Linked DNA regions of Homo sapiens: region 1 is linked to region 2. A link is an interaction called in ENCODE POLR2A ChIA-PET data of the cell type or tissue named here. Cell type or tissue: HepG2. All regions are shown on one strand. Each heading gives the region's core, and the rest is flanking DNA. Links, peaks and the distances in the headings are about the cores only. Region 1 has its middle 20 kb from the start of TMEM17. Region 2 has its middle 59 kb from the start of TMEM17.

Region 1 (4,398 bases), core at 306-4,305, 80 kb after region 2:
TGGCCCATAGCTTAACTCCGTTCCACCTCTATTTCAAAGTAAACTTGGGCTAGGAATGGTGGCTCACACCTGTAATCCCAGCACTTTGGGAGGCCAAGGCAGGCGGATCACCTCAGGTCAGGAGTTCGAGACCAGCCTGGCCAACATGGTGAAACCTCCGTCTCTACTAAAAATACAAAAATTAGCCGGGCATGGTGGCATGAGCCTGTAATCTCAGCTATTCAGAGGCTGAGGCAGGAGGATTGCTTGAACCTGGGAGGTGGAGGTTGCAGTGAGCCGAGATCGCACCACTGCACTCCAGCCTGGGCGACAGAGCGAGACTTCGTCTCGAACAAACAAAGTAAACTTGGAGTGGGGCCTGTGCAAGTTTTATTTTTTTATTTTAATTTTTTTGACTCATACTTTAGCTTCTTTATCCATTAAAGGGGATAATCCCACCCATTCACCTGTTTCACAGGCATTTTTAGGGTCAAATGAGGTATTTAAAAGGGCTTTTAAAAAAGTGAGGGCTTATTATCATGGTGGGCAGAATAATGATCCCCTAGAGATGTCTACATCCTAATCCCTAGAAACTGTGAATAGGTTACATGCAAAAGGGAATCCAGTTTGCAGATGGAACTGAGCTTGCCATTCAGCTGACTTTAAAATAAGGAGAGTATCTTGGATTATCCGATGCAATCACAAGAGAACCGAAATGAGGAAGAGGGAGGCAGAAGAGTGAATGTCAGAGTGATGTGATGTGAGAAAGGCCCGACCAGCTATGACTGGCTTTGAAGAAGGAACAGGCCATGAAACAAGGAATGTGGTGGCAAAAGGTAAGAAAATGGATTCTCCTTGAGCCTCCAGAAAGATGCACAGCCCTGCTGACACCTTGATTTTAGACCAGTGAGATCCATTTTGTTCTTCTGACCTCCAGGACTATAAGATAATAAATATGCATGGTTTTAAGCCACTAAGTTTGTGGTAATTTGTTACATAGCCATTGGAAACTAACACAATTATTAAGATGATTGAACTTCCAAGGACTGAAACAAGTTCTAGATGGATTCTGAGAGCTGAGTGAAATACACTGAGCAGCTCCCCGACCCCACATCACCCCCTTTACCCCCCAGTGTCTGCCTTGTAGATCAGCAAAGCGCATCCACAAGAGAAAGACAGCAGGTCCGGCAGGAGCACAGCAGCCAACCTGAGAGTGATGTAGCTGGGATTGGAGCTGTCCCTGGGATACCTGAGTAAGGGCCCATGCTAAAAATGACAGGAAGCTCATATCTGTCCCATATATTCGATGGGAACACCACCACTGTTACCAAAGTAGGCAGATGATCCTTGCATCCTGTCCCTTCCACTAGAACAGCATCCACTTTGTCTCTTTTCATTCCCTCTATTTTCAGTCTCCTCCAGGCTTCTCCAAACTAATTTCCCTGTTAGCAGGAGTTGGAGCTAGCCAAGAGTCTACCAAATCCCCTAGGGCCAAATGCCCAGGAACACCTCTGTGAGTCAGGTTCCAGATTCACAAACAGGGAAAAGTAACTGAGCAACTTCATTCTTATTCTATTCTTGCTGGAAGATCATTCCTACTTCACATACATCTCATCAGAGGGCCTCCAGGGACAGAGGCAGAGCAAATGCCAGATTTTAAAATTGTTTTCCTCTGGCTGTGCATTAACATTCTATTTCAGTCTTGACCCAAAGCCTGCTCAAGATATAAAGCTTGAGGGGAATTCCAAAGGTGGATCAGAGCCAAACTGATTTTTGTCCACATCTTCAGGCCCCAGTTCTCCCTCACCTCCAGCAGCCTTATCATTAGAATGAAAATCCTGCCCTGGAGGGTCCCCTATTCCTGCAGATTTACAGGCACCCAGCACCCCAGCCAGGCCTGAACCATTCTTTCCTGGTCAATTCAGCTTCCACAGGAGCGTCCACTCTGACCCACATTCCTGGAACGATTTCTTTTGCAAATCAGCAGGTTTTAAGCAAACAAGGGCACATTTCAGGACATTGAACTATGCAATTAGCTGAGGGTAAATTTGGCAAAGCATCTGGTCTGCTTACTAAAATGGAAATGGGGGAAAAAAAAGCACAGTTTTTAAAATTAAACATTCACTTTGTAAGGTCAATTCCGTGCAAATCTTCTTGAAATGACACAGGCACTGGCTCTGTACAAGAGGGTGGAGGGACTAGGATTCTTGGGGCTGTTCAGGAGCACCGTTCACTGATTGGGGCAGACACTGAACATGAGACAAGCATAATTCAGCGGTGCCAAAGAATGACAGCAAATAACCAGTTGTCTTCTGTTGGTGTCTCCAAAATCAACTTTCAGTAGGTTTTCACATTTTACTAAGTTTGAGCAGTAAAACTGCTAAAAGGATACATTGTGTTAATCAAATTAAAGGTATACTTCCTGATCTCTTGGGTCTTAGAACCTGTATCTTATATTAAAAGCTGCGTCCCACTCTTCTGTTGTATAAAGCAAGGTCAAAAGCACAGGCCAATAAGACTATAAAAGGGCAAAGTCGTGGTGGAAAATATACTCATTATTAGACCTTTTGAGCTACTTCCATTGCATGAATATTTTTGTTGAAGTTTTATCATCTCCTCTGAGAATTAGAAAGGCCAGTTTGAGATAATATTTCCAAAGACTAGAGTAAGATAATACATATACAAGCAGGACAATCAGGGAAGTAGGTTTTCGGGAGAAAGAAGTGGGGGAAGAAATAAGGGAATGTAGAAGTCTAATCAATGTTATCATTTCCCCACTTTTACAGCAATGGCATCCTCTGATGCAATAGACATTATGAATCAAGCTGGGCGTGGTAGCTTATGCCTATAATCCTAGCACTTTGGGAGGCCAAGGCAGGAGGATCACTTGAGCCAGGAGTTCAAGACCAGCCTGCACAACATGGTGAAACCCCATCTCTACAAAAATTACCCAAAAAATTAGCCGGGCGTGTTGGCACACACCTGTAGTCCCAGCTACTCAGGAGGCTAGGGTGGGAGGATTCCTTGAGCCTGGGAGGCGGAGGTTGCAGTAAGCTGAGATCATGCCATTGCTCTCCAGCCTGGGTGACAGGTGAAACCCTGTCTCAAAAAACAAAAAAATTATGAATTAGTTGGGAAAGCCATGACTGCTCTTCATTTATATCTCATTCTGCTTGTCTGAGGAATTTTTATGTAATTCTCCACCAGCTCACTCTATAGTATGACCATCCATTTTGGTCAAAGCTGAACTATTCCAAACAATATGGAAAACAGGAGTAAAAACAGGATTTCAGTAGTGACAAATACAGACTTGAAGCCATGAGAACATATCAAAACCCTCAAATAGAAGCTGGAAACCATGAAGAGTTTACATAACGTAAAGGGTCTTAGTGGGCCACAAACTGAACGAAAGTCAGCAGGTCTTAGAAGAGCAAGGATAATCCTTGGGAGGCTAGAAACAAGACCAGAACATGGGTGCACTGCATGTAATTGGGGAAGTTAGCTGCTAGCTCCATGTGACCATTTTTAATTTAAAAATTAATTAAATGTAAATAAAAGTTTAAATTCAGTTCCTTGGTCACACACACCACATTTCAAATGCTCAGCAGTCTCCTGTGGCTGATAGTGGCTGATAAGAGAAAGACAGCAAGACAGTAGGTCCAGCAGGAACATGGCAGCCAATCAGAGTGTGGCATAGCTGGAATCGGAGCTGCTCCCAGGAACCCTGAGAAGGGGCCCATGCTAAAAATGACAGGAGGCTCATATGCATCCCAACTGTTCAATGGGAACATCCCCTAACCCCTGGAACAGGAAAGCGCAGATATAGGTTCCCACCATTGCAGAAAGTTCTAATGGATGGTGCTGCTCTAGAGAAAGAGGGCCCTGCAGATGGTCTGGAAAGACACCAACCAAATCATTGGGAAATGAAACTTTGAAAAATGCAATAAAAGTGAAATTAACTTTCTTAAGCTTTGAAGGGAAAATGGTGAAGAGTGGCTTTAGGCTTTAAAATGGTGATAACTGTTGAGTGAAGACCAGATTTTTTCCACTTGTTTGAAGAGCTAAGGCAGGAAATTTTAACTTAGTCATAGAGAAACTCTCCTTTCCTTGTGAGGTGACTGGATGCTGGAATGGGAAGGAACACTTTCAAATCTGTATCGTAGGCCGGGTGTGGTGGCTCACACCTGTAATCCCAGTGCTTTGGGAGGCCGAGGCAGGTGGATCATCTGAGGTCAGGAGATCAAGACCAGCCTGGCCAACGTGGTGAAACCCCTGTCTCTCCTAAAAATACAAAAATTAGCCGGGCGCGGTGGCACGTGCCTGTAATCCCAGCTACTCAGGAGGCTGAGGCAGGAAAATTACTTGAACCCAGGAGGCGGAGGTTGCAGTGAGCTGAGATCCTGCCATTGCATTCTAGCC
Region 2 (4,398 bases), core at 142-4,141:
TTATTTGTATAAACTGGATGTCAGCTGCTCCTCCTTTCCTCTGAGACCTGGATAAAATTTCATAGTCATGATCCTCTAACATTTCTGGGGGCTCCTCTGAGCCATAGGTTCTCAGGGCCTCCTCTCCCTCCTGCTCCCTTAGGTGCCCTCTTTAAGATCCATTATATAAAACTCAGCTCCTTCTTTGACAGTTACACACACAAACAATAATAACAACAACAACAAACTACTCCTCTGCATAAAGCATCCTTCAAAAGAGTAAAATACTACAGACAGCACCTGGGGAAGAGTGAGAGAAAGAAGAATTTGAGTCACAAGGATGCAAACTATTTCAAGATGGCATGTAAGCATCATAGGGGCCTTAGTCTAACACCAGCTCCCTTTTATCTCACTGGCTCTTCTCTCCTTCTGTTCTTTATCTTCACCCACTCTATTCTGGATTGAACCAAGAACTTCAAATTATTTACTCTATGAAATGTTGCAGTTCAGCTCTCCCCAGCTTGTGGCCTCAATGTCATATGGCCAATATCTTCATAGCACCTGTCTTACTAAATGGAAAAAAAAAAACCCTTTTTTTTCATTAATACAAGTAGTGTTAAATAACAGAATAGCTTTAGACTATATTTTAGCAGGACGAGATGGTGTTTGTTTTGTTACTAATTCCTCCTGCTGTATATATATCAGTACTTCCTCTCAAGTAGAAACAAACATTTAAAAAGTTAGAGAGCAAGTGATCTGGTTACAACAAACTCTAAACCATTATAACTCCTTGTTCAGAGAAGGCTGGGATTTGTTTTTGAGCTGTTGTATTGCTTTTGTCCTGTAATCATATTAGATATCTGGCCCCTCCAACCAAATGTTAAGCAGCCAAGGGCAAGAATTCTGTCTTTTTGTAGCTTTTAAATGCCCAAAGTCTCTGGCATATGCTTCATAAATGTGTAATGAATAGAACAACCACTAATTATATAATTAAAAGAAGAGTAAATGATAAATGAATATAAGACCTTTGGGTATTTTATAAAATGTGGTAGATATTTCCTTGAAAAGGCCATAACATTAGTAATTCTTAGAAAGTTCTGTTAAAACATTCAGATACATTTTCAACTTGTATTTATCTTTTAGGAGATCCATTATATAAGATTGTCCTACTCAAAATATTCACTACCTCACATTTCTTTTTTATATTGGCCTTTATACTCTTCTAAAACTTCTTTCCTACTTCTCCTATAAGCTAGATATTATTTTTGTTTATTCCCTTCCCACGTGGCCAGATAGGAAGGAAGCAGAGATGATTATCTATATCAATACAATATCTCCTCTTGCAGGGATCCCAAGAATAAAGAGTGCTATATAAAGTAGCATGCTATGTAAACCAAGGCTTAAAACATCCTTTAGTGAACCATCGTAAAATATCACTTGAAATTCCTACAGGATCTTCTGCCTGCTATGTTTAATTCCTAAATCTCGTGTTATTAAAAGAAGTCTGTTTGCTCTTTTATCTATACTCCATATCACACAATTTTTTTTTTTCATCAAAACTGGCTTAGTTTGGTGTAAGGAAGCAGGAGTATATGACAACTTAGAATTTCTGATATTTGACCCTTTGCTGTAAATTTAAGCTCATGAATAGTCCAAAGCTCAGAAACCAGACCCAATTCCATTGCGGATATATATATACCAGGCCAAGTTCCACTGTGGATATATATATATATCTCTCTCCAAACTAGTATTTATAATGTATATACTAATTCCATTGTGAATGTGTGTGTGTGTGTGTGTGTGTATGTGTGTATGTGTGTGGGTATCTGTCCTATTCTGCTTGTCTGGATGACAGCATTTTTGCCAAAACATTCAAATGAAACAAATTTTTTATTTAATCAAACTTCCTTGGTGCCATGTAAATAACACAGAATAATCATAACCATCTGTTTCACTCCTAAAGTATTATCCAGTCTCTCTCAAGTCTAGTGAAGAGCTTGACTTGCTTACTTGTTGACATTCAGCTCTTATCTGCTATCGTTCCAGTTGTCCAGCTAAGGAATATTCATAAACAGGATGTGAGGGCAAAATGAGTTACCATTTTAAGCACTTATTCTTTCTGTAGTTCTCACAACAAATGTGATCAATTAAGAGAAAAACATTGAAGATGTAAGAAGAGTGATTTGAGATGTGGGTTAAGAGTCAGCCACAGCTGGGTTTGAATCCTAGTTCTAATGCTAGGCAGCTGCGACCTTGGGAAAATTGTTTAACTTACTAAGTCTGTTTGCTCAGCTCTAAATTAGGCCCAGTAATACCTTTCTCATATTGTTACTGTGAGGACTAACTGCAAAATATGTGTTTAATAAGTGGTAGCTGTTTTGTTGTAATTATTACCACAGAAGCTTCGCTATGTGGGGCTTTGCCATTCTAAATTAATTTTTGTATTTGTGTCTCACTTTGAGCTTCTTCAAAACACCTATCCACCATTTTATCTGAATCTCACAGCAATCGTGTAAGCTGGGTATAACAGACACGATTAAACTCATTAGGAAACCAAGAACTGGATAACGTCAATCCATTGCCTCAGTCATCCCGTGTCTGGGCAAGTGGGGCAAGAATCCACATCTCATCCTTACCTTCATGAACAATCCTTCAATCTGCTCTCAGACAGCAACCACAGGGAGCTGTTAGAAGTACTGTGTGATCATGTTACCCCCAGCCCCCTCCCCACCTCCATTTAGAACCCTTCAGTGGCTTTCCAATGCTCACAAGATAAAGGGAGGAATCATTCATGTGGCCTGCAAGGCCCTGCAGGTCTGACCCAGTTCTCCAGCTCCTCTCAGAACATCCTTGCCCTCCCAAGACCCTTCTGGGCTCTGGTTCCTTGAACAGGACCCACCTCTCCCACTCCAAGGTCCTCCTCGATTCCTCTCTCCCCATGGAGAGAGGACTGTATCTTCGCATCCTTCACTTTCAGCTCAACATATCACTTTCTCAGAGAAGGCAGGCCTTCCCAGGCTATTTTGAGTCCCTTTATTACTTATGCTCATGCTTATGTTCTTATCTTCATAGAACTTGTCACATTTTGTAATGATATATTTGTACAATCATTTTTCTGGTGTCTGTCGTCTCCACTAAACTGAAAGTGCCAAGAGAGCAGAACTGGATCCGCCCTGTCTCCTTTGAGTTACCTGATTTCAGCATAATGCCTGACCCTTAGCACTGAAAATATGCCTGTTGAATGAACTACATATGTTTTTAGAGACAGAGAAAATAAGAATGAGAAAAATAATTGCAAGTGAATCATAGTCCTTTTCTCTCTCATTCCTTCTCCTTTTCCTCCTTCTCCTCTTCTCCTCCATCTCCCTTCCCCCCTGCCCCTCTTTTTCTCTCTGTCTCTCTTTTTAAGTTTTTTTTTTCTTTTGAGATGGAGTCTCTCTCTGTCATACAGGCTGGAGTGCAGTGGCGCTATCTTGGCTCACTGCAACCTCCGCCTCCCAAGTCCAAGCGATTCTCCTGCCTCAGTAGCTGGGACTACAGGCACATGTCACCATGCCCAGCTAATTTTTGTATTTTTAGTAGAGACAGGGTTTCGCCATATTGCCAGGCTTGTCTGGAACTCCTGACCTCAGGTGATCCACCTGCCTTCGCCTCCCAAATAGCTGGGATTATAGGCATGAGCCACCATGCCTGGCCTCCTTTTCAGTTTCTATTTGGAATCGCTCCAGAAAAAGAAAGCCCTGACTCCAGCTCAGGTGGATGAATGTCCATATAGAACAGGAAAACCAACAGTCCTGTGATTTATAGCTTGGTCAGGTTGTACTCACCTGTTCTTTCCTTCACAAGTGAGTGCAACCTGACCAAACTACAAGTGAATACTTACATACGTGCTTCCTCCTGCCTCCTTCTACTTCACTTTCTGCTCTTGCAAGGACACTTCAAATGCCTCCGCTAGAAAGCAGAAAGCAAAATGTGAGGAGGGGAACTATTTGGGCACAAAAATTTGTATTTATTTATAATCGTTTTCTCAAAAATGTGGGCAGAAAGTGTGAGAAGAAAATACATGAGGAGAAACATACGAGGCATTGCAAATATGAATCTATTTTAATGTCACTTTGCTGTAGGTCAGTGATTCCTCAACTTTTTTAGAGTTGGAACTTTATCATCTATATGTGCTATTAGAAACAGAGAAAATAAGGATGAGAAAAATAATTGCAAGTGAATGATAGTCCTTTTCTCTCCCTCTCATTTAAGAATGTCATGATGTTTTCAAAATTAAATTCAATTAAAATCAATTTGTTTGAATAACTCCAATGGTAAACTGATGTTGCAAGACCATCACCTCTCTATACCGAAATGTAAAAACTTAGATATTTCAAAGGAGCAGTGTTTGTGATTAAGGCATCATGAGGTTAGCAC

The links. ChIA-PET counts read pairs that join two places held together with the same protein. Peaks named below come from ENCODE experiments on the same cell type or tissue, not always from the same donor. Only the 100,000 strongest peaks of a DNase experiment are listed, where the experiment ranks them.
Region 1: POLR2A ChIA-PET joins it to region 2 with 5 read pairs; 5 of 35 experiments call an interaction of 5 or more read pairs at or near these places.

The regions. Positions count from the first base shown.
Region 1 is chr2:62,483,644-62,488,041 of GRCh38, reverse strand. It overlaps a transcript of TMEM17 not described here. Among named protein-coding and RNA genes, the nearest start is that of TMEM17, 20 kb to the left of the region's middle. In HepG2, for the core only: no CTCF peak of the experiment used is centred there; a DNase peak (open chromatin) is centred at 1,971.
Region 2 is chr2:62,563,330-62,567,727 of GRCh38, reverse strand. No RefSeq gene overlaps it. Among named protein-coding and RNA genes, the nearest start is that of TMEM17, 59 kb to the right of the region's middle. In HepG2, for the core only: no CTCF peak of the experiment used is centred there; a DNase peak (open chromatin) is centred at 2,237.